Linked DNA regions of Homo sapiens: region 1 is linked to region 2. The links are chromatin loops, found by intact Hi-C in ENCODE. Cell type or tissue: ascending aorta. All regions are shown on one strand. Links, peaks and the distances in the headings refer to the core of each region. The heading gives the core; the rest is flanking DNA. Region 1 has its middle 61 kb from the start of EHD3. Region 2 overlaps EHD3 (EH domain containing 3).

Region 1 (7,750 bases), core at 2,346-4,845, 54 kb after region 2:
AGCTGGGCGTGGTGGCGCATGCCTGCATGCCTGTAATCCCAGCTACTCGGGAGGCTGAGGCAGGAAAATCACTTGAACCCGGTAGATGGAGGTTGCGGTGAGCCAAGATCACACCATTGCACTCCAGCCTGGGCAACAAGAGTGAAACTCCATCTCAGAAAAAGAGAAAACAGAGTTGTTCCTTTGGCCACATACAAGCAAATCTATAAGAAAGGCCATATTATAGACATCAAGGAAATGGGTACTGTTCAGAAAGGAAGGCCCTACAAGTGTTACCATGGCAATACTGGAAGAACCTACAATGCCACCCAGCGTGTTGTTGGCATTATTATAAATAAACAAGTTAAGGCCAAGATTCTTGCCAAGAGAACCAATGTGCATATTGAGCACATTAAGCACTCTGAGAGCCAAGATAGCTTCTTGAAGCATGTGAAGAAAAATGGTCAGAAAAACAAGGAAGCCAAAGAGAAAGTTACCTGGATTCAGCTGAAGTGCCAGCCTGCTCCACTAGAGAAGCACACTTTGTGAGAACCAATGAGAAGGAGCCTGAGCTGCTAGAACCTCTTTCTTATGGATTCATGGCATAATAGGTGCAAAAAATTAAACCCCTCTGGACTGTAAAAATGTTTCTCTTCATTGAGTAGAAGCGTTGGTGTCCCCTCCCCCAAAGAAATGTTTAAAGCAAATTTTTATCGTGTCCTAATTCATTGTGTAATGTCTTTTTTTTTTTTTTTTTTTTTTTTTTTGAGTCAAGGTCTTGCTCTGTGACTCTGGCTGGGGTACAGTGGTGTGATCACGGCTTACTGCAGCCTCGACCTCCCATGTTCAAGTGATCCTCCTACTCAGCCTCCCTAGTTACTGGGACTGCAGGTGTGCACCATCATGCCTGGCTAAATTTTTATTTTTCTGTAGAGATGGGATCTCTCCACGTTGCCCAGGCTGAACTCCTGAGCTCAAGTGATCTGCCAGCTTTGGCCTCCCAAAGTGTTGGCATTACAGGCATGAGCCATCGCATCTGGCCTTATAATGTCTTTACTATTCAGATTTAATGCTTTTCTTGCTGAAAGATGTAAGGTGGCTTATTATGCAACAAATTCCTCAATTGGTTAGAAAATGGCCAGATATTATTTATGAAATATTTCTACTGATTTGAAGATAATCCTTCTAAATCATAAATAATTTACAAAAATAAAAAAAAAGATTTGCTTCTTAAGCCACTGAGATTTGGGGGTTCTTTGTTATCACAGCAAAATCTAGCCTATCCTGACTATTGAAACATGAGACCAAAGAGACCATCTAGTCCCATCCCCTGTTTTACAGATGGGAAAACTGAGGCTTAAAGGAGGTGAAATGAAGTCCCCAAGGTCACATGGTAAGTAGCTGACCTAATTCTAGAATCAGGTTCTCCTAATATTCAGGCCCACACCTCTTTTATGACACCATTGTAACTGCCCAATGGGTTCACCTTGCCCGCTGCCTAGATAGAGCTGATGTATCAAGAGAGGGGAATTACAATGGCAAAAGAGTAATTCATGCAGAGCCAGCTGGGCAGGAGACTGGATTTTTATTATTACTCAAATCAGTCTCCCTGAGTATTCGGGGATCAGAATTTTTAAAGATTATTTGGCTGGTATGGGCTCGGAAAGTGTGGAGTGCTGATTGGTCAGGCTTACGATAACATCATAGGGGGTCGAAGTGAGTTCTTCTTGCTGATTTCTGAATGGGATCACAGAGCTGGTTGAGCCAGATTACTGGTCTGGGTGGTGTCAGCTGATCCATCAAGTGCAGGATCTGCAAAATATCTCAAGCACTGATCTTAGGTTGTGATGTTTACCCCCAGAAGCAAGTTGGAGAGGTTCAGACTCCTGGAGCCAGAGGCTGCATGACCCCTAAATTGTAATTTCTAATCTTGTAGCTAATTTGTTAGTCCAGCAAAGACAAGAAGGGGGCCATTCTTGGGCCCGAGACAAGAAGGGGGTCTTTTTGGGAAAGGGCTGTTATCAATTTTGTTTCAGAGTCAAACTAATAACTGAATTCCTTCCCAAAGTTAGTTCGGCCTACATCCAGGAATGAACAAGGACAGCTTAAGGATGAGAAGCAAGATAGAGTCAGTTAGTTCTGATTTCTTTCACTGTCTTGATTTCCTCAGTTATAATTTTGCAAAGGGAGTTTCACCATTCTGTAGGATTGTTGAGGCAAGAACCTAACTACAAGAGCCCCGGATCCTGGCCCTGCTTACCACTGCCGAGCTATGTGATCCTGAGTAAGTCACTCCTGCTCTCAGGTCTCAGTTTCCTCACTTCTATAAAACGAGAATGTGGGACAAAAATCTCTTCTAGGCTGTCTTGCTATGTACCCTTCTCTATGCATGATCTTCCCCCAGTACTCATTATGGTACCTTGCATACCAGGCACTCATGGTGTAGAGATGATCAACTAGCAGTCTGATAGGCACACTGTAACCACCTGGTGGGTTCTTCCTTCCTGCTGCACACAATAGACCATGGCATTGCAGTAGAGAAAGAGCTTAATTGATGCAAGGCCAGCCACGCTATGCAGAAGATGGAGTTATTATTCAAATCAATCTCATCGAAGGCTCCTAGGTTAGGGGTTTTTCAAAGACAGTTTGGGGGAAGGGCTGGGGGTGGTTAGGGAATGGTGTTTGCTGCTGATCGGTTGGGGTGCAATCATAGGGGTGTGGAAAATTGTCCTTCTGTGTGCTGATTCACTTCTACATGATGCCACAGGAGCCATTGATCAGTGGGTCCAAGTGGAGCTATGGATGTGAGACATGCAAAACACCTGAAAACGTATCTTGAAAGGCCAATCTTAGGTTCCACAAAGGAGATGTCATCTGTAGGAGTAATTTGGAAAGTGGCATATCTTGTAACTTGTTAAATAATGGCTGGCAATTGTTTATGTCTATACCTTAGCAAAATTCAGGCTCCTCTCTTCCTCTTAGCCTAGTGGTCTCTCATTAGCTTTACTAAGGCAGTTGAGGTTTGTGGAAGGGCTATTATCATTAAAACTACAACCTACATGTCTCCCAAAGCTAGCTTGGCAGCTGGAAGGCTAAAGGCAAGAAGAGGATTGGCTAGATCAGATCTCCCCCACAATGCCAGAATTTTCTGTTATAATTTTTGCAAAGGAGGTTTCAATATGCCATCTTTCTCATGGGATATTATACTGCCTTCTACAGGGGAGGCAAAGGCCAGATTGAGTACAGTGACCCACTCTTGAACCAACTTTCATACCTCCAAGTTCCTCCTTCTGTTGCTCTCAGGCATCTGAGTTCATACTTGACTCATCTATCCAGGCCCTGGCTTTAGCTGTTATCCATGCAATTAGCATTCAGAGTCCTTAACTGGCTCCACAAGTACCTTGCCTTTGGCAATACAGTGTACCCTTACAATGAGAGGTGTGAGCTTGTTTGAGAGTGTGTTAGCTTTTTGGTTTTTATCTGGCCCCAATTCTTGAGTATTCTGAGAGCTGTCAGCCTTTCGACCTGAGTCACTGGGTTTCTGTCTATGACATGCTCCAATTCCTTTTTTTGTCTTTTGATCTCCTTTCCTTATACTGCTTCTGCATGAATAGACCAATTCTTTGGAAGTTAACAAATACATCAAAGTTTTAAAATGTGACAGGCCATCTCTCACTCCTGGACATGGTGCCAAAAGTTGAAGCTGCCTCTCAGCCATTAGCCAAATACCTGGCTTCCTTAAAGGGATGATCAACCCCACAGCAGGAAGGATCTCAGAAGGTGGGCACCCTCTTCCTTTTATTGGTGGCAGAGAGGTCAGGGGTCTGTGGCATTTATAATAGGTGCTGTTATGGACTAAATGTGTCTCCCAAAAAATCTTCTGTTGAAATGCTAATCCCCAATATGGTAGTATTTGGAGGTAGGGCCTTTGGGAGGTAATTAGGTCATGAGGGCAGAGCCCTCATGAACGAGATTAATGCCCTTATAAAAGGGGACCCAGAGAGATCTCTAGCCCCACTTTTTGCCATATGAGGACTCAGCTTGTTATTAGTACAGATGAGAAAACTGAGGCCCTGAGATGAGAAGTTAATTTCATAAAGTCTCAGCTTCAGAGCCAGGGTTAAAGCCCAGATATCCTGCAATACTCTTTTAGTTGCACCATTAAAAGAAAATAAACAATACAAAACACTCAGTAAGTAAATAAGGTGCTGGTGATATGGACAGGAGACAGGGAAATACTGAGTAGAAGAGCGTCAAAATCCTCAGCCTCAAGCCTGGATACCCATGGCCCTAAATGGGAACAGGCATTCCTGGTTTTGCACCCAAAAACTTGCCTTTTCACCTGCCAAGCCCCCTATCCTGTACTCATATAAACCCCAGACCCCAGGCTCCAGAAGCAGACGAGCAGACAAGCAGATGAACAGAAGAGCAGAAGAGCAGCAGAGAAGGACAGAAGAGAAGGAACGTCAGGAGGAGTTCCACTAAGGATGGTCAGAGTATCAGCCGCTGGATGGCCAAACTCCAGGGGAAGATCATCTTCCCACTCCATCCCCTTTTCAGCTCTGCATCCATCCTGCTGAGATCCACCTCCACCACCCACCAAAACCCCTGCGTTCACTATCCTTCAAGTCCGTGTGTAACCCGATTCTTCCAGGATGCTGGACAAGAGCTTGGGATACAGAAAGCTGTCACACTGGCCCTCTGCCCTTGCAAAAAAAACCAGAGGGTCCAGTGAGCTTGTTAACACTTAAGCAATCCACAGATGGGAAGGCTAAAAGAGCACACTGTAACACATGCCCACTTGGGCTCTAGGAGTCACAGGCTCCCACCCCTGGACACTGCCATGGGGCCAGAGCCTAGCACCCTGGCTCCTGCACCTGTCCATCTGTGTGCTCCCCTTCCCATAAGGGGTTTGAGCAGAGGTGGTGACAGATGAGCCAAACCCCTGTCACATATCCTGCAAGGGAGGTCAGATAACTCTCCTATTTAACTGGTTTACACACATCTCAGACAAGAAGCTAAGGATATATTAGCAGGGTTACAAGAAAGAGTCATACAACTTGCAAGTTAAGCAAACTGGGCATTGAGGAATTTCTTGTAGTTCTCTAAGTAGGGTAGTTATTTGTGCTATGATTACAACTCTGTGAAATCAGCTGCCCTTCTGGATAGATGCTTCTTACAGGAGAAAGGAGTCCTGGAGGCTGCCAGTCATCCAGCTGGTAGTGCCTACACTAGCAGCTGCTGGATTCATTAGCTTAGCTTCTGACCTGCCTCAAGATGTTGAAAAAAATACTGATGGTAAAGAGAAAAGAGCATGAGCTCTGGAATCAAGTTGACCCAGTTCTAATTCTAATCCCAGAAACCTTCTTCAGCCTGTGCTTTCTCCTCTGTAAACTGGAAAGATGCAGCAGCTGCTGCTGTTACTTCTATTTGGGGGCTGCTGGAAAGATTGAATGGCCTGACCCATGCTAGTAAGTACCTAACACACAGTCTGGCATCAGTAAACTTTGCTTCACTCTTCTTGCTTGCTTTTGAAAATGGAGTCACTCAACTTAGGCACCACTTTTAGCCAGGGCTCTTAGTGAGTGTTACAGTGCTTCTAACCTGAGCTGTCTCTGCTTCTTAGTGAATGCCTCTGGAGCCACTGTCTAGGCTCAACTGTGACTTGCCGTGAAGCATTCTACAAGTTCCCTAGGTGGTCTCCACAGCAATACTGTGACCTGGGGTTAGAAAGAAAACCAAGTTGGCGTGTCAAAGATCTTTGTCTCTCTTGCCATCTGGGGCCAGTCTCGGAGGGAGAGAACCCTGGGAGCAACTATTTGGAAGGAGAGCTCCTCAGTTGGGGGATAAATTTAGTGCAAGGCTTGGATACGAGAGGTCTCTCTCTCTCCCTGTGATATTTTTAATTCTAACATCAAGTAAAAATAGAATTTCCTGTTGATCTGATAAGAAATTCCTGTTTTCCAGGGAGCAGGGCAGCCTACACCCAGGGGGCATGGGCAGTGGGGGTTACCAACTATTTCCGAGATGGATAGTTAAAGAAAGGAGGGGTTGGATGGGCCTCGGTTCATATTTATTTATTTTTAAAGTGTGAAGCCAGCTCATACCAAGAAGAATCACAGGGCATGATTAATAATTTCCTACATACATCGAAGGCCTCAGCTGGCTTTGGAAAAGTTCTCTCTGCTGCCTCCCTGGAGCCTGGATATTTTTAGTAGCCAGATGCAGTTTGGTTCAGATTTCTCAAGCCTGAGATCTTGGATCACACACATTGTGCATGGTGTTTAACGGAAGCACCTTGCACCGGCATGCAGGTAGCAGGCTCCAAACTGCACCCCAAATCCCTAGTCATTCCAAGTTGCGCTCAGCTTGAGGGTAGCCCCAGAGCCATTGGCTCGGGAGTCCCAATCTGTGCTTGCTTCTGCATGAGCAGCTCAAAGAGTACATTTTTGGTGGACAGTTTGGGGGCCTCCCAGAATCTATTCCCCCTTTCTCCTATTAATAGCTCCCTGATTTTTATTTGGAGAATCACCTCTTCCCCTGTGGTGCAACCTGGTGGAATTGTCAGTCAAGGACTTTGTCCTCCCCTAGGCAAGCAGTCCATCAATCAGACCCTTTCCTGGGATTTTGAACATTGAGTGCAGCAAAGCAAAGACAGAAAAATGGCCACCTCTCATTCACCCCAACAGTCAGCCCCTGCTCCCCGAAGCCCCAGACCTTGTCTGGTTCCTGCCCTTTGGGGCCTGATTATTCATTTCTCCTTCAATTCTATGGGTGACACAGTAGCCTTCTGATAGGTCTCCATTTTTTTAATACTTGCAAGTAATGCACTGTGACTAACACAAAGTCTACTGATGGTGAGTCACAATTGTCACCCTGCATGTCTCCTAACAGGGGAGTAATAGTCATAGCACAAATGTGTGATCCTTGACTGTTTAAGATTCACTCCCACATATGACAACTCCTTCAGCCTTTTAACAACTCAGTGAGAAAGGCAAGCAGCAATCACAGCACCTCTTGAAAAATGAGGAAGCTGGGGTTCAGAGCTACTCAGCTGCTACACAGCCTGGGAGTGGCAGAGCCATCTCTTAAACATCCGTCTGTCTTCTGACTCCAATCAGGGATGTTTTCCACCAGACCACACTGCCTCTCACAGGCCACATGAGCTGAATTAGAGCTACTTTCCCAGAAGGAAGGTAATCCAATCTTTATCCTCTTGCCTATGGATGTCTATGGCTCACCAGGAACAAAAATTGGGACTCTAACTTTTTAAGTGTTATGTGAGAAAGTTTGGTTGGCCCTGGCATCCAAGCAAAGGATGCATAAAGACATTTAAAGCCACTTAAAGTCATCTTTAAGAGGTCATCAGGACCTTCAGCTGGATACTGGCAGCCTCCAGGAGTTCTTTCCCCTGGAAGAAGCATCTGTCTGTTTAGGAGGGCAGTTGCTTTTACAGGGTGTAATCATAGCAAAAATAACCATCCCACTCAGAGAGCCATAAGAAATTCCTCCATGATGTACACACATGTTCATACTGACTATTGGCAATAGCCATAATGTGAAAACAGTTCAAATATCCACCAACAAATAAACAAAAAGTGGTACATCCACACAATGGAACATTATTCAGCCATAAAAAGTAATGAAGTAATGATGCCTGCTACAAGGTGGATGGACCTCAAAAACATCATACTAAGTGAAAGAAGCCAGATACAAAAGGTCACATATCATATGATTCCCTTTGTATGCAATATCCAGAATAGATAAGTCC
Region 2 (7,750 bases), core at 3,388-5,887:
TGCTTGGCTAAACGCCTGTAACTCTGAGAATGAGTCATCCATTCCCTTCAATTACAGAATCCTTGGGCTGGAGGGAGGCTCAAGAAGTCAATTTGTTCACCCTGCATTCAGAGAAGTCCACCAGAGGCCCTTCTTATCTTTAGAGAACAGGCTTCACTCCAGTCCTCAATCTTCCCAACTTCAAGGCCAGCCATTTTCTTGGCCCCTTTTATAGCCATTCCAAATTGTTGAGAATGCTGTGGCCCTCTGTCTTAAGACTCAGGCTCCCACAGCTTGAGAATGGAGTTTGGTGGCCCCCCAAAGTCAAGTGTGCTCATCTCCTGCAGAGGGTTTGGAAAGCAGGGGTACCCTTATTCCTATTCCTTGGCTGTTTGAGCATCCACAGCATGTGAAATGCTGTGCTTTGTTTGGTGAGGAGTGCAGAAAAGTTAACAGTCTAGTTACTAATTTTCTAGGTACTAATTTTCTCTAACATCCACCTTGTAACGCCAGCCTTCTGGAAGTAGCACCATGCTAATAGGTCATGTCTAAACACAACACCACATTGAGTTTGTCCTTGTGGAGTGCACAGCCTAGGGCTCAGCAGCTTTAAGAGGCCAAGTGATTTCTGAAGGAGTTTGGGAGGTGATGGGCCTGTTGGCTCTTGTATGTTTTATATTGATAGAACTGCAAGAGGCCTTAGAGATTAAACTAATCCATTGCTTCTTAACTTTCTATCTTTAGAAAAATGTACGTACATCCCAAATTTGCATATAATGTTGGGGGTCCAAGGGCCTTCTTTGGACTTTAGGGTGGGAACCCCTGATCTAAGCCATGCTTCTTGTTTTATTAAGCACCCATTGCTGCCAAAGGCACTTCAGAGCTGCCTGGGTTGCCTGCAGAGTTTCCTTTGTGAGCCCTGGCCTCCACTTGGCCCATTCATGCCTCAGGGGAAGTTCAGGCCATTTGCAGATGGCCCTTGCCCTCTCAGCCTTCCCTGGCTCTCTACACATATGGTATTTATAACCTTTCATACATTATCTGTAGCTTCTCCTTCCTGGTGTACAATCATTGACAAGACAACATCCATGCCTTAGCATCTCTGGGGCCTTGCCCAGGGTCTCGGCTATAGGAGGTTCCCAGTAGACATTTTGCAGAATGGGAGGGAAGATGGGGAGAGGTGAGGATCCCCAAGCAGCAGACAGGTTTGAGCGCCTTTTGTCTGAGACACTCTCCCGGCTTTGCCTAAGTCATCACTGGCTGTTAACTGGGTCTAAGAAAGTGGCAGAGTCAAATTGCCACAGATGATTCCTCATCTGAGGGAGACAGTAAGACCGGGAGAGGCAGATCGCTCTTCTTTCTTATCCTCCATGTGCAGTAGTTCCCTCTCCCCACTCATGTCAGCAACTGAATTTAGCTCATGCGTCAAAAGCTGTCTCCCCTTGAGGGAGTGTCAGCCAGCGCTGTAGGAGGGGTCATACCACAGGGAACCCTCCAGAACCAAATCATGTACTTTTCTTCTTTCTCATAAAATCCAGTAAACAGTTGTTTTTAATTGGAAAATATAGAAAAGAATAAATTTAAAGAAGAAAAAAAGTCACCCATAATCCCATGACTTAGGAGAAGCTATTTTAATTTACATATAAAATATATTTATATATAAAGCATATAATTTATATATAAATATATTTCCAGTATTTGTAGCTATTTTATAGCACAGTTGAGATCATGCTATACATATAATTTTGTATGCTGGCTTGTTTATTTTTGTTTTTGTTTTTGAGATGGAGTCTCACTGTGTCACCCAGGCTGGAGTACAATGGCACAATCTCGGCTCAGTGCAACCTCCGCCTCCTGTGTTCAAGCAGTTCTCCTGCCTCAGCCTCCCAAGTAGCTGGGGTTACGGGCACCCGCCAACACGCCTGGCCAATTTTTGTATTTTAAGTAGAGATGGGGTTTTGCCATGTTAGGCAGACTGGTCTTGAACTCCTGACCTCAGGGGATCCACCCACCTCAGCCTCCCAAAGTGCTGGGGATTACAGACGTGAACCACTGCGTCTGGCCAGTTTTTCTTACTTATAGCATGAACATTTCCTATGTTATAAGCGTTATTTGTCAGCATTATTTTTAACAACTGCATACTATTTCACTATTTGTATATACAATTATTCATTCAACTAATGAATAGCATTGTTTTTAACAGCTGCATACTATTCCATTGTGTGTATATACGATTCTTCACTTAATCTACTTCTCTTGGATGTTTTAGGCTATTTCTAATTTTTTGTTATTGTAGAATAATTCTGAATATCTCTGTGTATAATATTTTTTCCTATATTGTGTGTGTGTGTTTTTTTTGTTTGTTTTTGTTTTTGTTTTTTTGAGATTCCCAGAAGTGGAATTGCTAGGCCAAAGGTTGGGCAGGGTTTTGTTTAAAATATTTTTTAACTTTAAAATTTTTGTACTAAGAGTCATATTTTGCAGTTGTTTTCCGAGAGGGTGAGTTGACACTGCATCCCTTCCCCATTGCGAGTAAGGCTGCTCTGGGGTGGATAAGTGCGTCCATGCCTAGGTCTCAGAAGGCCTCCTCCTCTCCCTTCTCCCATCCCTGCTTCTTGCCTTGATTCTTGTCTCCATGCCAGGCCTGAACCTGTGAGGGGCCTTTTCCTCAGAAACAAAGATTTGCCTCTTTATTCCCCCAGTTCTTGGCGTTTTGCCCCTGAGGGTCCATCCACTTTCAGTAATATGTGCTTGCCACAGCGTCTATTTCTTGTCTGAGGAAGAACACACAGAAAAGGACATTCTTTTAATAACTAGTTAATGTGCTGTGATCTCTGCCTGAAATAACTTCCCCGGCCTAAGGCCCGGCAACACAGAGTAATAAAATGAACAGTAAATTGGCTTGGCGGCTGCCCTCTCCAACACAGGCTGCCTCTTTGGAGTACAGTAGCTCTGTGTCCCTCTGGCCCTGGCAGCCTTTCCTCCTGCCTCTGCTATTCTTCTCCCTTTGCTATTTCTCTGCCCGGCATGCAGCCTTGAATCCCTCCTTCCTTGGACCATCTGGCCCCTGGTCACTCCTTCTCGCTGCCTACTTCTGTGGCCCCTTATTCTGCAGGTAGTGGAGGTGAGTAGCTGGCTGCTCCAGGGGCTGAGGAAGGCCTGAGTACTTCCATGGGCCATGAGGGAGGCCTCCCTGGACCTTGGCAGAGCTGAGAGAGAGGCTCTAGTGGATTGGCTGTGGGGCCTGGGGCTGCAGAGCTAAGCTGCCCCGGGCTCCTTGGGGAGGCTGGGCTGGTCTGGAGGGTTGCACGGACCTTCTATCGTGTGACTTGGACTCTTGAGGCATGAGCACTTGGTAGGGCTGCTGGGATGGGAGTCCATCGTGAGGGCTACTGAGCTGGCCCTTTCAGCTTCTCCCACTTCAGGAGACTCTGCAACCTCCCACCCCAAAGGTGCCTTCGCATTTGCTGTGGCCGCACCAGCTCTCATCACCACCCTGACATCCCCACCCCAGGCATTACAGCGCCACTGCGCCGGGAAAGATGGTTCTCCAGAAAGCCAAAGGGATAGAGTGAGAGGGCCACCACCCCAGTAGACCCACTCACTGCAAAGTCCATCCTGGCAGGCATAGCCCCTGCACCACCTTCAGCCCTGTCCACCCACCAAGGCCAGGGGATGTCCTTTGTCTGATAGGGTTCTGATCTGCTGGGTCTCTAAAGGGGCCTGGGTGAAAATCCACCTGCTTCTTACAAGGCCTAAGTGTTACACAAGGAAGCAGAAGGCCTTAGGCCAGAGGAACTGTGTCCGCGTGCCTCGGCCTGGCTTAGGGGCTGCCTTGAAAGTCAGGTGCCTGGCAGTCATCAGGCAAAACATTTACTGGGAGGAGAAAGACCTTTGGGGAAAGGTCTCCCTCCCATTCCCATTGACAGTGGGACGAAGGCCATGGAACACAGTCCAAGTCAGCAGAATCCAGCTCCACCACTTCCTGCCCAGGGACCTGGTTAGGAAGGTCTGACAGAGGTCAGGCCACCTCCCCTTTCTGACCCGCAGTTTCCTTATCCATAAGATGCGAATAGTAATAACCGCCTCACAGCATTACTGACCGGATTCGGGGTGGGGAGGGGGAGGCAGAACCAGTTTAGCACCAGCTGTGCTCCAGGCACCGCGCATGGGGCTTTATCATTTCCTCTCCTCTCTCGAGCTGACTCTAACAGGAGACTTAGAGGCAGGCTCTCAGGAAGGTGCGGGAAGGCCCTTCTCCAGCACGAAGGGGAGGGCTGGAGAAGGGGCACGTCGCTGAGCTCTGGGGACGGTGCCGGGTAGTGCCCTGGGCGGGCTGGCCTGTCGCAAGGAGGCTGGACTGTCTGGCCACCAGATTCTCCTTCGTGCTGGAATCCCTTCATCACATGGCTGAGGGTGCTTTCGACAGGGCCAATTATAGCTGCTCCAGGGAACACGGAGCTGACTCATGCCTCAACTTGGCCGTGGAGAGTCTCCCATCCACTTTCTCGCTTGTGTCTGTGGGATGCGTTACAGACTCCCTCAAACCCCATGAGGCCGACAGGGCAAGTATTATCATCCTGGACTCAGTCTGTCCTGTCTCCCCTCATTCTTGTGCATCCCCGTCTCTGCTGTTCCCACCCTGGCCTGAATTAACTTTTCTTTTTTCACACTGCTGTGGGAATGTTTTCTCCTGGCAACAGAGGCAATCTGTATCGCTTCCCATAAAGAATCAGTGCATGAGATTCCTCAATAGATTTTTCCTTTCTGGACACAGTGGTGGCTTTGTTACAGGGGCACCTGCTGCTGTAAGCCATACCCAAATGTCCCTGAGAATTTACCCCACCCGACTGTGCTGCCTGGACTTGCTGGTGGCCTCATTAGACTCAGTGTTTCCCCAGACCCATGTGTGGTCAGCAAGTTTTGGGTCATGTGGGTTTAGCAGGACAAACTCTAGGCCCTTGCCTGACCACCTCGGGCTGCAGCCCTGTAACTTCCCCGGAAGCCACCCTGCTAGGCTGGGAAGCCTTCACTCATCTGCTGAGAACACCACGTCCCTCTCAGGGGTAGAATTTGAGACGCCTGTGTGAGAAGGATCCTTCATTGCTGCTGTTTGGCCCTGTTCATTCTGGGCATTTTTGAGGCTGCCTCAGAATGGTTCTTTTCAGCCCTCTCTATTTCAGCTGTCCCTGGAGCCTTTGATGATCCCTACTTCCCGCAATCCACTGTTGCTGCTCCCTTGCAGAGCCCTGCTTAGGGCTTCTCATCCACACACTCACTAGGTCAGGTGCCTGGGCAGGCAAAGATAGATGGGGTTTCCCAATCAGGGTGGAATCTTTCTCGTGAAGGGTAATCTTGGCCGACTGTTTGTAAATCCAAAAGTGTCCTTTTAGAGCCCATGGAGCCAGGGACCTGCTCTGATCATATGATAGCAGCAGCTTTGGGATGCCACACCCCAGTCACTGAGGCCAAGCAGGGAACCCCACAGCTGATATTTACAGAGATGAGTACACTCCTGCGTTTGTGGGCCTCAAAGCCTCACCTCTCCTCCAAGGCCTGGCCCTGCCTGCCTCCTGCCAAACCATATTTCTTTGTGGCCTTCTTGTCCCATTCATCGTTCTAAAAGGGAGCTCAACCCTTTTGGCCTGTCCCTAAAGATGGCTGCATTTCCTGGTCAAGGCAGGAAAGGTGAGTGTAGTGGTTAGGAGCGTGAACTCAAATCCAAGGGCCAGGTTCAAATCCTAACCCTGTTACTGTTTACTGAGTGCATCACCTGGGGCACCTTTATCTCCTCCTCCTTCAAATGGAATGATAATCTAGGTAATTTAAGGTACTGGTTAAATGCTTAACTTCTGCAATGAATTTAATCCCCAGAACTCCCTGTGAGATAGGTTTTCTTATTAGGTCCATTTGATGAGGAAGAGCATAGTGCTGATATCATAGTATGTGGGAAGGTGAAACGAGATAATCCATGGAAAATTTAGAACAACGTCCGGCACATCGCAGGTACTCAGTCAGTCTGAACGATTACCCGCCATGTTATGGAGTGAGGTACTGAGGTTCCCTGAGTTAAGTACCCCCTGAAGAGCATAGCCCTCAATGTTAGAGAAAGCAGGTTGGCTGGCCCCAGGCCACTGAGATTCACAGCTTCTCCCAGGAGGCCCTGAAGGAGAAGGTATTCTGAGAAGGCAGGAAGTGCTAGCCAAGGGTGCAGCTGTTAGGATTCACTCTCATCACAACCTCGGTGCCAGCTTTCAAAGTGATCCTCTGACCAGGGGAAATCCTGCCCTCTCACTCTGATTATTGAACTGGGATCTGGAGAGATGAGGGGCTTCCCAAGACAACCTGAAACCCATCTGTGCCCTGTGTGGCGGGTGGCCTTTGGACAGGAGGGCTCCAACTCTCAGCAGATCAGCAGCTTCCTCCAGGGCTGGCTGCCGAGGCTCCTCCTTGGGGACGGAGCCCACAGCAACCTGACTTTAACTACCATGGAACTGCAGAGTAAATTCACAGCTCAGAACGCTGCTCAAAGGCACAAATGGGATGTTGATGAGTGGGAGGAAGCCCTGGCAAGCCTCCCTGGCCACCACCCCTCTGTGCAGACCAGGCCTGCTGCTGCAGTCCACCTGTGCACATTACAACATCCTTCATGGTTACAAAGCATGCACACGTTGTGGGGAGGGGTGTGTGTGTGGGTGTTGGGTACAGAAGGAAGGCATTGACAGATAGAAGGTAACTTTTTGACACCTGTTTAGGTAGTGCAGGTAAAACACCAAACACATTTAAAAACATAGCACAATTATAATCTTTATCTGGGAATCCCACCATATACTATTACATTCGTAATGAAATTGCCTAATACCCAAGGGCACAAGGGAGGACTCATTTGCTGAACATACCTATTTTGCCAGGTACTATACAAGGCATTTTGAATGTAGTCTCTTCTTTGAAAGTTGGAATTAAATGGATAATGACAAGAAAGATAGAATGAAAGGTGTGCAGGTTGCTTCTATGCTAAAAAATAAGATCAGGTGGCTGGGTATGGTGGCTCATGCCTGTAATCCCAGCACTTTGGGATAGGCCGAGGCAGGTGGATCACCTGAGGTCGGGAGTTCGAGACCAGCCTGGCCAACATGGTGAAACCCCGTATCTACTAAAAATACAAAAAATTAGCCGGGCGTGGTGGCGGCTGCCTGTAATCCCAGCTACTCGGGAGGCTGAGGCAGAAGCATCACTTGAACCTGGGAGGCGGAGGTTGCAGTGAGCTGAGATCATGCCATTGCACTCTAGCCTGGGCAACAAGAGTGAAACTCCGTCTCAAATAATAAATAAATAAATAAATAAATAAAATCAGGTCAGGCACAATGCCTCACACCTGTAATCCCAGCACTTTGAGAGGCCAAGGCAGGCGGATCACCTGACGTCAGCAGCTCAAGACCAGATTGGCCAATATGGGGAAGCCCCGTCTTTACAAAAATACAAAAAAATTAGCCAGGCATGGTGGCAGGCACCTGTAATTCCAGCTACTTCAGAGGCTGAGGCAGGAGTCTCACTTGAACCTGGGAGGTGGAGGTTGTGGTGAGCTAAGAACACGCCACTACACTCCAGCCTGGGCGACGGAATGACACTCCATGTCAGCAAGATAAATAAATAAGATCATAAATGTGTAGATCTGCATGAACACTTAATAACATAGTACTTGTGTGCATGGGACATTTCTGGAAGAATACAGGATACAAAATACAGATACTAGAGGGTAGGATAGGATGGA

The links. Peaks named below come from ENCODE experiments on the same cell type or tissue, not always from the same donor. Only the 100,000 strongest peaks of a DNase experiment are listed, where the experiment ranks them.
Region 1: a loop joins it to region 2, with 5 times the contacts of the local background. A loop is called at or near these places in 10 of 110 quality-filtered maps.

Annotation. Positions count from the first base shown.
Region 1 is chr2:31,291,018-31,298,767 of GRCh38, forward strand. It overlaps the pseudogene RPL21P70. Among named protein-coding and RNA genes, the nearest start is that of EHD3, 61 kb to the left of the region's middle. In ascending aorta, for the core only: no CTCF peak of the experiment used is centred there; no DNase peak of the experiment used is centred there; H3K27ac peaks cover 2,193 bases.
Region 2 is chr2:31,235,663-31,243,412 of GRCh38, forward strand. The region is part of intron 1 of EHD3 (EH domain containing 3); the gene reads left to right. Among named protein-coding and RNA genes, the nearest start is that of EHD3, 5.4 kb to the left of the region's middle. In ascending aorta, for the core only: no CTCF peak of the experiment used is centred there; DNase peaks (open chromatin) are centred at 4,389 and 5,069; H3K4me3 peaks cover 1,245 bases; H3K27ac peaks cover 2,500 bases.